Regions from separate parts of the Homo sapiens genome. Here region 2 is linked to region 1. Evidence: chromatin contacts called from ENCODE Hi-C or POLR2A ChIA-PET data. All regions are on one chromosome and are shown on one strand. The core of a region is the stretch at or near the end of the contact, and the rest is flanking DNA. Distances in the headings are between cores, read along the strand shown. Region 1 has its middle 89 kb from the start of LINC02273. Region 2 has its middle 58 kb from the start of FBXW7-AS1.

Region 1 (6,554 bases), core at 1,334-3,833:
GTTAAGGACAGCAGAGCTGACCAGTCACAAGACAGAACTGCTACCTACCCACCATCTTTGAACTAGTATGTGAGAAAGAAAGAAATGCCCGTGTGTGCGGTTTTTTTAATTGAGGCATAATTAACACTCAAAAACTGCGCAGAGCTTGATGTCCCCTTCACTGCGCTTTGACAGGTATACACCTTACAGTTTTACAACCATCACACCAAACAAGATATAAAACACTGCATCTATGTTACCTAAGCCATTGTCTGTTGGGATTCCTTTGTTATAACTGCTTCACCTGTACCTTAACTAGTACAACTCCCAAATGATCTTTCTGCCTCTAACCCCCCATAGTTCTTCAAGTAGATCTTCCTTAACTGCCAAGTTGGGCATTTTGCATTTTTATTAAAGGCCTACAAGTCTTCCTGATGGCTCTTCTCATTAAAATGAGCCCACCCAAGCTTTAATATCATTGCCTCTTTCTTCTCTTAGCTGAGAATTATCTTTTCTTATGCTGGCATGATGGTTTCTAACATGATCCCATCCACAGTCAGATTTTGGTAGAGTTCCAGGAGGTCTTTAGTGAGATTACTCTGTGTGGTCCTGAAACTCCCTTGACACTGCATGTTTTAATTCTTTCTTGGGAGATGATGGAAGGTGATGGAAATAACCAACTGAAACTTTTAACGATTGTTCGGAAGTCACATGAAAATTTGTAGGCACCTATCGCTGAAGGCTAAATTTTATGTTATTACAATAAATGGCGTATATAGTGCTTTTGAAGTTGATATGAGAAATTGCAGTTCTAAATTGTTTGCTGTTTAATGTTGGTACAAAACCACAGAAAGCGATCGGCCCAGAAAACCTTTAATTGAGGTAATGGGTTTTAACTGAATGCCACATCTCACAGTTACTTTTGCCTTAAAGGTGAAATGGGGTTCAGATGCCTTGAAGCTGATGTCCCACTATGACCAAAACCTGTGCGTTTACCTTCCCCTAAAAGAGAGAGTAGTTAAAATTTGCTGAGACTTCTAAAAAAAAAGATTAACTCATAAGCAGAAGGCAGAAGCAAGAATCTCCAGATAATTTCACCATTTAGATATCTGCCCCTTTAGAGAATAAAGAGGCAGAAAGCCTGGTCCGTACAGACCTCCAGGTCCTGAAATTCCTTAATTATGGCTTATTAGAAAAAAAACCAACTACTAGACCTGACTCAGAGAAGGAAGTCACTCCTGGTTCTTGCAGGAGCCTAATCATTAGAGCTGCAGAGAGCCCAGAAGGGTGAATGTGTTCGGTCTCTCTGGGCCTGCCTGGCTCCTAAGTCAAGGCTTTATCCCACATCTGCCTCTGCTTTCCATAAAGCAAACCCCTCAACTCCACTGTGGCCAGAGTTGGCAACACACCATCCCTGGGCTCCCAGCAAGAGGAGACTGTGAGTCAGATCTATCGTGGCCTCACTACTCTGCTTCCATCTCTCTGCCAGGGAGCCACTCAGCAGCAGATGGAAAACTTGCTCTTGGACTAAAAGAAGATGGCAGCTCGTTGCACTATCTGCACAGCTGTCCATAGGGCACCAGCATGGGTCTGCTCTGGGCTACTGCCAGGATGATGCTCCCAAGAAGTGCATTTCAGCTAAATATGGAAGACTTTCCTATCATTCCGATAGCTCCAATGGTGAATGAGTGCATGTGCCCCTTGTCACTGGGTCTCCAAGTATATACTACATGATCTTCTGCCAGGAGATTTACAGAAGGGATTCTTGCACTGAGAGGGAAAATGGATTATAATTTCTAAAAACCTCTTCTTGCTAAGAACAGCCTTCCTCTCTGTCCCAGAACCCTTTGTCCTTTCAATCATCCTGCAATCACTTGACTCTCGCTGAGGCTCCCACCCTGAGCTGAGTCCTGGCCCAGGCTCTAGGACTAATGATGACCTCAGACAAGTGGGATTTGGGGAGCTGGAACTCAACACTCTGGGATGAGAAGTTAAGCAGCAGAGCTGCTGAGCCAAGATAGACTTTAGGGCCCAGTTGTGACACCTGGGTGCTCTCGTTTCTGAAATCAAGTCACCTTTGTGAACCCTGGTCTTGGGCTTGGAATCCTAGTCTCATTTCTATCAGATCTTCTGTACAGGAAGCCTGTGCAGGAACAGGGGAGGGCAGATACTTTCCATTCACCCCAGGCTGTAGGCCAGAGACAGTCAAGAACTAAAACTGAGTCTCCATGTGCACTTGTACACACACACAGTCATAAACACACTCTCTCTCTTTCACACACACACACACACACACACCCCACACACACACCAAATGCACCTCGCAAGTGGTCCAGTTCAGGCCCTGGTTCACCAGAGTCTTGAGAAGGGTCCATAAGCCCACCCATACTGTACTTGTACTGAATTCAAGTTGAACTGTTGAGCCCAGTGGCCAGAAAGCCAGACCTGAGGGACGCAGCCAAAGCAAGCTGAGTCCAGTGAGCCCAGGCAGTAGAAGTCATGTCATCCTGGGATCAGCAGCAGGCAGCCAGCAAGTGGCTGCCTAGAAATAGTTCTGAGGCTCACAGTGATCAGCGGCTTCTGGCTTATAGTCAGCCCTCAGATAGCCCCAGAACGGAGATGCAAGTCTCCCGCCTTTAAAGGCATATAGCAAGGAGTGGACAGTTCCCTTCCTCTCCCCCATCTCTGGTCCCTGTTTTAATGACCTGTCTGGAATTCCAGGCCCCCAGGCCATAAAACTAAATATAAGACAAGGGCTGGGACTAGGCTATCCCTGACAATCAAAGGATAAAGATGTAAAATTGTATATTCGATAATGTACATGTGCACAAGCAAAAAACTAGACGCAAAACTACATCAGTGTGGTTATTTTGGGTGGTGGGATTATGGGTGATTTTTATTTTTTGTCTGCTTTTCTGCATATCTTAAATTCTCTGCAATGAATATGTATTACTGTTATAATCGGTAAAAGGTTAGTTTTAAAATTCATATGAAACTATGGTTTTATGGAAGTCATTTTGCAATCAAATCTATTTTGCTTACATGTGGAATTCTTGTTTTTACTGTTCTTCCTTTATGCTTTTCCCCGTCTCTATTTTTACTGCCCTGCTTTTAATGCTCTGATGGCCAGCTGTCCCCTCCAGCCAGGCATTCTGTGTGCAGGGTTTGAGTGACATGCACACACAGGAAACAATCCAAACCACACAAAAGGTGCACAACGAGAGAAGCAGGTGCCTGTCCCTGCCCCTGTGCTCACTGGGCCCCTGGCCCCTTCCTGCTGTTCCCTCAGGCAGGACTGGCTTCCCCACTCACCCCTGGCAAAGGCAAGCCTGCATTTCCTCCTATCCTCTGTCTAAAATTCTATTCCTGTTAGAAAGCTGACACATGTCAGTTGTTCACTCATTCATTTATTCATTCTCAAAATAGTTCCAGAGCATTGTCTCCACACCAAGTGCTGTGCTTGCCGGGGCTGGAGACACAACCCTAAGCTAGGCCCAGCCACTGCCCTTCTCCAGTTGAGAACAGATCTCCCAGCCAGTGTGCTGTGGAGGGTGACAGGCAAAGCTGGGGAGTGACCCACCAGCCCTGGGGACTGGCTGCAGCAGCTCGCTCAGTTTATCCCCAGTGTGTTGTCAAATCTCAACATGTGCTGTGGAGCCATGACCTGGGGAAGGCTGGGGAGCTAGCAGTTCTTAGCATTGGGAGGATACTAACCAGTAATTATCACAGTGATAGTTAGCATTATTATACCACATACTTTATTATGTGTGTGTGTGTGTGTGTGTATATATATATACACACACACACACGTTGCATTTATATGTCTATGGGTTTAATGTTCTGATTAAAATAATTTTTTCTGATTATTTTAACCAGCAAACTTTATCCTAATGGCAGCTAACATTACTGACGGCCGAGTATGTGCCATGCTGTAGTCTAAGTACTTCTAATATAAAACCTCATGCATTCCTCACAACAGTCCTGTGCTGTAGGTTCCATCATTATTCCCATTTAATGGATGAGAAAATGGTGACAAGGATGGTAAGTAATTTACCGGAAGGTCACAAAACCAGTCAGTGGTGGGTCTTGGGTTTAGATCCAGAAGGTCTGACTCAGAGCTTCACTGTGTTGATTCCCAATTATAGACACTGAGAATGCTCTCTGAGTACTGGCTAAGAAAAGTTCTGGAGCAATGAGGCCCACATGGGGAATACCAGCCTAGTCTCGGAGAGTTAGAGAACTTCCCAGAAGGGAGGAAGCCGAAGGTGATACTGAAGAACTGGAGGTAAGCGAACAAGGAGGTGAGAACGTTTCAGGTGGAGAGATCAATGGTGAGGTTGAGAGAAGCAAGGGCGCTTGCAGGGGAAACCGTCAAGCTGCCTGGCACTCAGGGGTGGACTTTGCATTAATACCAGGCTAAGGGGTTGGGCTTTTTCTTAAGGCCAATGGGAAGCCATTGAATTTTAAGGATTTTAAGAAGTAAACGCTATAGTGAGATATGCTTTGAGAGAGATCCTTTACTGTTTTAATATGGAGAATGGGTTAGGAGGGACAAGACCGCAACTGTGGAGACAGGTCGTCGAGTGTCGCTGTGATGCAGAGACGGAGGACAGGACCTTGACCTGCGCAGTGGCAGTGAGGGTGGGGAGAGTAATCACCTTCCCTTATTTGCATTTCCTCTGTGTTTTGGTTTGAGGGCTCTGCCATGCTGGCTTGTACTTGCTTAAATAATGCCTTCAAGCTTGTTATTTAGCTGTTTCTGTTTATTCATCCTGTCTCAACTGGACTGTAAGCTCCCCCAGGATAAGAACCACTTTCATTTATTTATTTATTTATTTTTTAAGACGGAGTCTTGCTCTGTCGCCCAGGCTGGAGTGCAGTGGCGCAATCTCGGCTCACTGCAACCTCTGCCTCCCAGGTTCAAGTGATTCTCGTGCCTCAGCCTCCTGAGTAGATGGGATTATAGGCACGCATCACCACACCCAGCTAATTTTTGTATTTTTAGTAGAGACAGGGTTTCACTGTGTTGGCCAGGCTGGTCGCGAACTCCTGACCTCAAGTGATCCACCCGCCTCGGACTTTGCAATTACAGGCGTGAGCCACCATGCCCGGCCAGGAACCACTTTTAACATATACCCATTAGTCCTGGGCACAGTACTGGACACGGAAATAAGCTATTGCTGTGCTTTGAATAAATAAATTATCATGTTTGTTATCTCAACGAACTTACCATCAAGGAGTTTTATAATCTAAATGCATCTTGCTGAAATCGAAGGCTCTTTCTCTAGCTTTTTCCTTTGGGCTTATATGTAATCACATGCAAAGCAAAACTAGGTAACTAATATACATAAAGTGCCCCGGTAAAACAGTGCAGAGGATGAGTAGGAAGAATTAGTTATATGCAGATAGATGTCTGTGTTTACCACCATGTGTTTGTGTGTTTTGAGTACACAGGGCCCTATAGGATTTGTTCATCTTGCATCAAACTGGATTTAGCTTCTTAAAGTCCGTTTTTCTCTTCTTTAGACCTTCTGAAGGATTCATGCACCAAATAACTAAATTATGTCTTGGTAGCTAAACAAATTATGCAAAATTATATACCATGAATATTTTATAATTCTAAGCCCTGAAGCCAGACTCCAGACAGTTTTATGTCTGCAGCAACCCATATCGTACCCAGATGAATTTGGCTAAAGACAAATGACTTCTTTCTAAAGAACTTAACTTTTTCTCATGTTGCATTTTTCTTTAAGAATGTCTCAAAGGTTTTATTGCAAACAGATAACGATAGTAAATGCACTTCACCTTCCTCTTAGCAGGCAAAAGCAAGCGATTATGCTTCATATAACTTAACTCTCTAAACACTGACAAGACTGCTTAAGGTAAGCAGTGGCCCAACTCAGGCATGCATTGAACAGATACGAATAAACAGGGCACAATCGTCCACGGTTCAACTAGTTTCACATACTTCCTTTGTCTTAGAACTTGTCCTAGCTGTTGAAATTGCCTACAAAATACATTTTTCTAAATAATGAGGTTTGAGTCACCCAGGGGTAGGAAGGAGAAAGGATTGCAGCTGCGTATGATCTCAATACTAAGAAAGATCAGAACTGCTTATACGTTACAGTTGGTTTCTTTCTCCTTCTTCTTTCTCAATTACCTTTGCTAGTTTTGATCCTCCCCTTCTGGTGTTAAAAGAAAGACCTACCCTACCAAGGTTCATGGCTGTGCTCTCAAAAAGACCAGCAGAAGAAAATGATGAAAGTATAAGTTAATAAGGCTCTGCTGGCCCCTCTCCTTGGCTCCCAGGATGCAGTCTTGCAGGTTAATGCTTCCAATTGAGCAACTTCAAAATGGCTGTGAATCCGAGGAGGACAGAGAAAGATCTGCGTCTCTCCCAGCTTCCTCGGACTGTTCCGTAGGCACCGAGACGAACCGAATGGAACCGGAGCGATTGCATAGGCGTCCAGCAAGAGGCTGATGAGGACACCAAATAATGGAAACAGCCGATTTTGTTGGGATGGTGGAATTTCTGGGAGATGGCTCGTTCTTCTTTAGTTCTTTGTTTTTTAAAA
Region 2 (6,554 bases), core at 1,392-3,891, 90 kb after region 1:
ATCAGGTCAGAAGTGGATCCTGAACTTGCCCATCGGATTTCCTAGGGCTCTAAGAGAATCACTGGCAGAGAACACATTGTCTTCACCAAAGCAGCTTCCCTTTGATTTGTTTTATACTTTAGACTTTCATAAAATATTTCATTTGAAGAGAAGGGTCCATACTTTTTAAAAAGTTTGAAAACTAGAGATGTAGGTCGTCATCTTTGTTTTTCAAAGACTGATGACCACAGGGAGGAAGTTAAGGTCGGGAGAAGAGATAGATGGAACTGGAACAGGTCGCCACCATTCCCAGGCAGCTCCTGGATTCTTCTTGATGGAATGCCAGCACTTGAACGGGTGTTTTTTTGAGATTCTAACCTCTCCAGTGACAACCATGCTATCCAGTAGCTACGCCCTGTCCAGGCAAACAAGAAAACATAGAAGTGATCTCCTCTCCTCTTTCCAGGTGCTCTCTCTTGGATTCACAAAATAAAGATCCAGTCATTCACATGGTATTTCCAATACTCTGCCATTAATTTGCTATTCCCAATACAGTGAGAATTGGCCAGGTCTTTTAATGCTTCACAGGCTCCTGAAGTTCTGTGCAAGAACCCTCCTCTAGAGCTGTTTCCTTGGGAATATGAAAAAAAATCACAACTTTGTTAACCAATTTCCTAATCATATTTCCCCTCCCTAGGCATATTGGTGCAAGGCTGAGTTTTGCAGAGAGATTTCTGGACTTTTCTGCTGAATACATTTGGATAAGGTCATGGCCGTTAGAACTGGCTGTCTATCATCTCTCGTGGGGCCTTGGTTCTTTGTCATGGGGAAACTCATAGACCATCTAACTCAGAGAGCCCATCCAGAAATTGCATTTCTCTGGGAAGTCAGGGACCCAGCCTCTGGGCTGCTGAAAGTACTCAGCCCAGGGCAGGCCTAAGGGAGAGCAGGTGTGGGCAGGTTGCATGAGGATAATATGGAATGAGGAGAAATGTGTTTTGGAGCTTGTGGGTGAGGAGAAAATGGTGCTTTTGTCTCAGAGGCACTGAGACACCTGGGAGTGGGGCTGGGGTGCGGGTGGTGGGGTGAGGTAACTGCAGTAGAAAAGAGAGATTGGCGTGGGCATCCCTACGGATGCAGGAGACCCAGGAAAAATTCAAGGCATCATATTGACAAGGAAAGCCAAAAGAAATAAAGACCATTACTGGCTGCATTATTAAGCACACACCCAAATAGTGCTCACAGTGCAGATACCGAGACAGGCAGATTCTAGGATTCATATGTCAAGCCCATTCACTTCCTACAGAAGAAAAATAAAAGACAACCTGGTTGGGGGGGAAATCCTCATAGAGAGGTGGCCCCACAGCAGGCAGCTGCCGGTGGTCTGGATCACACTTTGTCTCCCAGCATAACAGTTGAGCTATCTGGGGAAAATTCCTTAGCCCCTCTAAGCCTCAGTTCCCACAGCTAGCAAATGGGGGTAATGGTCATAACCCTTCCTCTCAGAGTGTGAAGATGGAAAGAGAGTCTGCATTTCAGCACTTAGCACAGTGCCCAGCACACGCAACAAGAGGTAGCTGTCATCAACATTAAGCTGTTATTCACGCCCTCAGGAGGACTCTGGACCCAGCCAGGGCCAAGGTAGAGAACCTCAAGGGGGAATCCTCTTCCCTATCAGTGGCTCAGCAAAGACCACTCTGAGGAACCCATCACGTTTTGGGGATAGGGCGAGTTGTTTGGTCTAAACAGCTTGGGAAGAAGAGACCCAGGAAAGGAGCGCCATCCTGAAATCTTTGATGAGCTCTCAGAGAGAAGAGGGGGTTTCAGGCTTTCCTACCCCAGAGGACAGATTTGAGTCCATTGGCAAGGGTGGAGCTCAGAGGCGGCCCAAGGAAGTCCTTCCTCCTAATGAGAGTTGGTGAAGAACAGAAGTTGCTGTCTGGAAAGGCTCTGAGTTCCCTTCTCAAAGGCCCTTTACCATAATTATAATGTGTGTGTCACAAACAACCCTCAGGAGAACAGAGCTAGAGAACCTTTGCCTCAGGAAATGTTCAAGCTGAAGCTGGATGATCAAATGCTGGTGAGGGGCGCCTGGCACTGTGCAAAGCTGAGACCAGGCAGCCCACTCGTGGGTTAGGACTATCTACAGCTCCGTTGCATTGAGCACAGTCTACATGCCAGGAAGGCCCAAGGCTAAGTACTTCACACACACTAGCTGGCTTCAACCCTACAACACCAACATGAGGCAAGCACTACTGGTAGCTCTGTTTTACAGAAGAGGAAACTGAGGCCCTTGGATGGTAAGTCAGTTGCCAAAGCTTCACAGTTAGATCACACAGCCAAGATCCAAATCCAGGCACAGCTGGCCATAGAGCCTGTGAGCTAACTGCTGCACTGCACAGCTCTAGCCAGGACAGTTTGTCCTTGCCCTACCTACATGCTGCCTGTGGCCAGGACCTCTGGTGACAGGGGAGATGGAACCATGTGAGCCTGGAAAGCAGGCTGACAGGAAGTAGATGGCACTGTCCTTCTGGCCTAGGGTAGGGCCAAGAGACCACAGCTCTCCACATCACTAAGAAAGATAGGACCTTGCCTGGGGCTGGGAGAGTTCCGGGAAGTTTCTGTAGCAGCGCTGGCTGGTCTGTTGCTTTGCATGCTTATTGCTTTTGTATGGAGTAGGTATCTGATCTCCCCAACACCTGCCAGCTCCGCCTCTGCGTTCTTTCCCTTCCTTGTACACCCAGCCCCTGCCTCCCACCCTGGCATCTCCCTCCCTTCCCCCGCCATGCAGAGATCTGAGTCACTGACAGCAAGTGGGTGAGAAGAAACAGAGAAGGCAGAATCAAGAAATGAAAACCCTAAGGGCAGCAACAATTAATATTTAACTTGAAAATTGCCTGGGAACAGAAAGCTCAGGCTATTCATGTGCAAATCATATGCAAACACTCTCCACATCGGGCCCTTGTAATTATTCTGCAAACCTGCCTGGCCAGCTCTAAGGGCAGCTTGGGAAACCCCAACACCCCAATCCTGCTGCAGGCTGCAAACCTCCCCATGACAGGGCTTGGGAGGGTCTCCAGGTGACACCACTCGGGTGACACCAGCTTGTCCCAGAATTCCTCAGGCCAAAGCTCTTTCCAATTCTTGAGGAAATGTTTCTCCTGCCAGGGAAAGTTCCCAGCCCCGCATCTGGGCTCCCCTTGCCACTCCCCAAAAATGCCTTCCTGACGGTCACCCATGGCCTCCTGATGACTAAATCCCAGTGTCTCCACTCATCCTCCACTTCCAGGCAAAAGCCAGAGCAGCTGATGCCTGAGGCTTCTTCTGTGCTGCCCACCCAGGGCCTCCTCCCTTCCGTCTGACTGCCCTTCCCTGGCCCTGTCAGTGCCACCTTAGCTCCAGCGTGGGGGTGAGCCTGAGAAGGCCTCTTCTCCCCCACATCCGATACGCCCTGGGCAGGAGGGTGGGTCTCTTCGGAGGGTATGGGCGGGCCCTGCACTGGCTTCTGATTATCCTGCATATGGCGGGAAAACAGTTCAGTCCCCCTTCCCCTCCCCAGGTCACCTAAGGCCAGCCCAAATCTGGCGTCACTAGAAGTTCACTTGCAGGGTTAGGTGACCTGGAGCTCTCAGGCCTGAGAGCACAGGCTGAGGACAGGTGCTTTTCTTCACAGCTGGGAGCTCCCTGAGGACACAGCCCCCCAGGCCCATGCTCACCACTGCACCCAGACCTTGAGAGTGTCCCCTGGGGCATCGCCTCCAACTGCAGCCAAGCTGGGGAAGGACACACAGGACCAGGGGAGCAGCCCCAGCCCTAGGCTCAGCCCCTGCCAGAACAGTCTTTAGCATGGGTACTTGTCTCCATCTCAGCCCGCATCCCTCACTCAGACGTGTCAGCTTTTACTGGATCTGATTTATTTCATATCCACATATGTTGAAGAAGGAGCCTGTAAAAAGCTCAGCACATTGGCTGGCCTGTGTTCAGCACCTAATATGAGGCAACTGCCCTTGACCATAAACTCTGAAATGAGTCAAGTGTCCACAGTTCCAAAGGGTTTGGTGCCTTGTTCTCACTGGAGTCACGGAGCCCGGAGCAATGCACTGCCAGGCAGGGCTGCCTTGGCCAGCACCACCGTCATCACCATGCCCAGAGCAGGTGGGATAGGCGATGGTGAGGGGGTGGTCCCCACCATGTGTGGATAATTTCCTAATTCCATGATGCCTGTGGCTGATGGTCATTCATCCTACTATGTATTTACTGGGCATCTGCTACGTGCCTGGCACTGTTGTGACCCTTCCCTCAGGGAGCTTCCATATCCATGGGGGAAGCTGATCTTAAGACAGAACCTGAATTCACTAACAGTTGTGAGAGAGACGGGGGAAAAATTTACCACACTAAACATAAAAGGTAACAAGTGAGATAAAAAGTGCATCCAGCTGGGTGTGGTGGCTCACAAACTGTAATCCCAGCACTTTGGTAGGCCGAGGTAGGAGGATCCCTTGAGGCCAGGAGTTCAAGATCACTGTGGGCAACGTAATGAGAACCTGTCTCTACAAAAAATTAAAAATTTAGCTGAGCATTGCTGACTTGTGCCTGTAGTCCCAGCTACTTGGGAGGCTGAGACAGGAGGATTGCTTGACCCTAAGAGGTGGAGGCTGCAGTGAGCTGTGATCATGCTACCACACATGGGTGACAGAGTGAGACTCTGTCTTCAAAAAAAAAAAAAGTGCATCATCCCATTTTCAGAAATATTAAAATGTAGAGAAAAATACACATCTGAAACCCAAAGAACTATAATAATATAGTTTATAGTGACATAACAATAATACATAGTAATATAATATATAATATAGTCATAAAGGGCACTTTATTTTAATTGCAACTTACCTGGTTGCCAGAAAGAAAAACTCAGTCACAGTAACTCAAATATAAAGAACAGAGGGCAATTTATGACATGCAACAGCAAGATACACATCTAGGCCCTACAGGAACCATGCTGGGGCCGGAATGGCATTGAAAATGGTGACAGCCACCCTCTGCCTGCTGTCCCTTCTCTGCATCTTTCTCACCACACACTTCACACTCATCTTTCCACCAAGAGCTTCCCCTGCTTCCTCAGGTTTCTATCTGGGCTGGCCAGGTCTCTGACTGTGGTAACAACTTTTGGTCCCCCACAGTGAGCTCCAGAGTAGTAATTCCAGGTTCCTGGGAGAGAGTTTTAATAGGCTCAGTGCACTTGTTCAGGTATCAGTGTGATTTATTCCAACAAGGAGACCCCAAATCCACAGTTGGCTTCAACCAGATCCATGTTTGTTTCTCTCCTGCCAAAGTCTACACTGCCTGCAGCCCTCCTCTGCAAAGTCGCCAGGGCTCTAGGCTCCTTCCATCTTGTTGTTCTGTCATTCTTAGGATGAGGACTTTGCCCCCATGGTCCACAGGGCTCACCACCACATCCACTCCACAGGAGCAGAATAGAAGAAAGGCATGGCCCTGAAATCGCATGCATCATTTCCATTCCTGTGGCCAGAATTTACCCACAGGACTAAGCCTAGCTTCAAGGGAGCTCAGAATATATCATCTTTGCTAGGCAGTCAACTGGGGAGGGGGCACCAGCCATCTCTGACATAGGCAGCCTAGTTAGTTGTGGTGGTAAGAGGCAGTAAGTTCTGAAAGCGGGCAGCAAGATAGAGCCTTGGCAGCCTGGGGGCTCCCCTCCCGCAGGGCCCAGGTAGAGGGCAAGCCCACCCTGTGCTGAATCCATGCTGTGCCATGCACTATGGGACCTCTGACTTGTGAGAGCTCTGAGAGAAACACTTAGCGAAGGCACCTAGGAGACAGGACCTGCAGGGCCAGCAGCGTGGGGCACCTCGGGAGTCTCTCCTCAGAGACCCCTTTTATCTGTCGGGGTCAAGGGAAGTCAATTAAATTTAGGTGTGGGAGGGAGAGAAGAGAGAAAGCCAGAGGAGAAAGGGAACAGGAGATAATTGACAGTCACCAAGTTTATCTGAAAGGACTCTTACGTGAGTTCTAAGGAAACGTCTTACTCTCAGTTTCCTGAAGTAGCTAAAAACTTCCTGGGAGGGTGATGATCATGAGGCTGATTTGTGATAAAGACTATAAAGCAATTGGGGTGTGTCTAGCACACAGGAGACACTCAACAAATGGCAGAGTTTGGTTTAGATTCGAGGGCACTAAAGTGGAGCGGTTCAGTTCAGAGGTGACCCTCTGCATGCTGCATAGTCCAAACACATGGACAGTCTTTCTTTGCCTTTCCCAGTTCGTGGGGAAGTGGCTCTCCAGTTTTAGAGTCCACTCCCAGAGATTTCGCTTTTGTTAGGCCTAGGGCGGGGCCCAGGGATCTGCATTTTCATGCCGGGAAGTCTGGGGCAAATAGTTGAAAGGCTGAACTTGGAGAAATACTGCAGAAGGGGAAATGTCCTTCTCTGAGGTGGACTCTCTTCATTGACACAGTCATCTCCTACACAACGATCAGCATTGTGCCCCTTGGGGTACAACTTCTCTAATTCCCTTTCTTGTGATGTTCCTGGGGATGGAAGATGAGATGGGAGTTGTGG

The links. A loop is a pair of places that touch in the nucleus more often than their neighbours do. ChIA-PET counts read pairs that join two places held with the same protein, here RNA polymerase II (POLR2A). Pooled maps may share reads with other maps.
Region 2: a map with no recorded cell type shows a loop between it and region 1 (10-fold over the local background). The contact joins two enhancer-like sites. A Hi-C loop is called at or near these places in 5 of 37 single-sample maps with no recorded cell type and 3 of 50 pooled maps. POLR2A ChIA-PET finds 5 or more read pairs at or near these places in 1 of 52 experiments (H1).

Annotation. Positions count from the first base shown.
Region 1 is chr4:152,186,493-152,193,046 of GRCh38, forward strand. No RefSeq gene overlaps it. Among named protein-coding and RNA genes, the nearest start is that of LINC02273, 89 kb to the left of the region's middle. Within about 2 kb of position 2,584, at least 2 of the 41 ENCODE cell types and tissues checked have a DNase peak (open chromatin) inside an H3K27ac peak, as active enhancers do.
Region 2 is chr4:152,275,975-152,282,528 of GRCh38, forward strand. No RefSeq gene overlaps it. Among named protein-coding and RNA genes, the nearest start is that of FBXW7-AS1, 58 kb to the right of the region's middle. Within about 2 kb of position 2,642, at least 2 of the 41 ENCODE cell types and tissues checked have a DNase peak (open chromatin) inside an H3K27ac peak, as active enhancers do.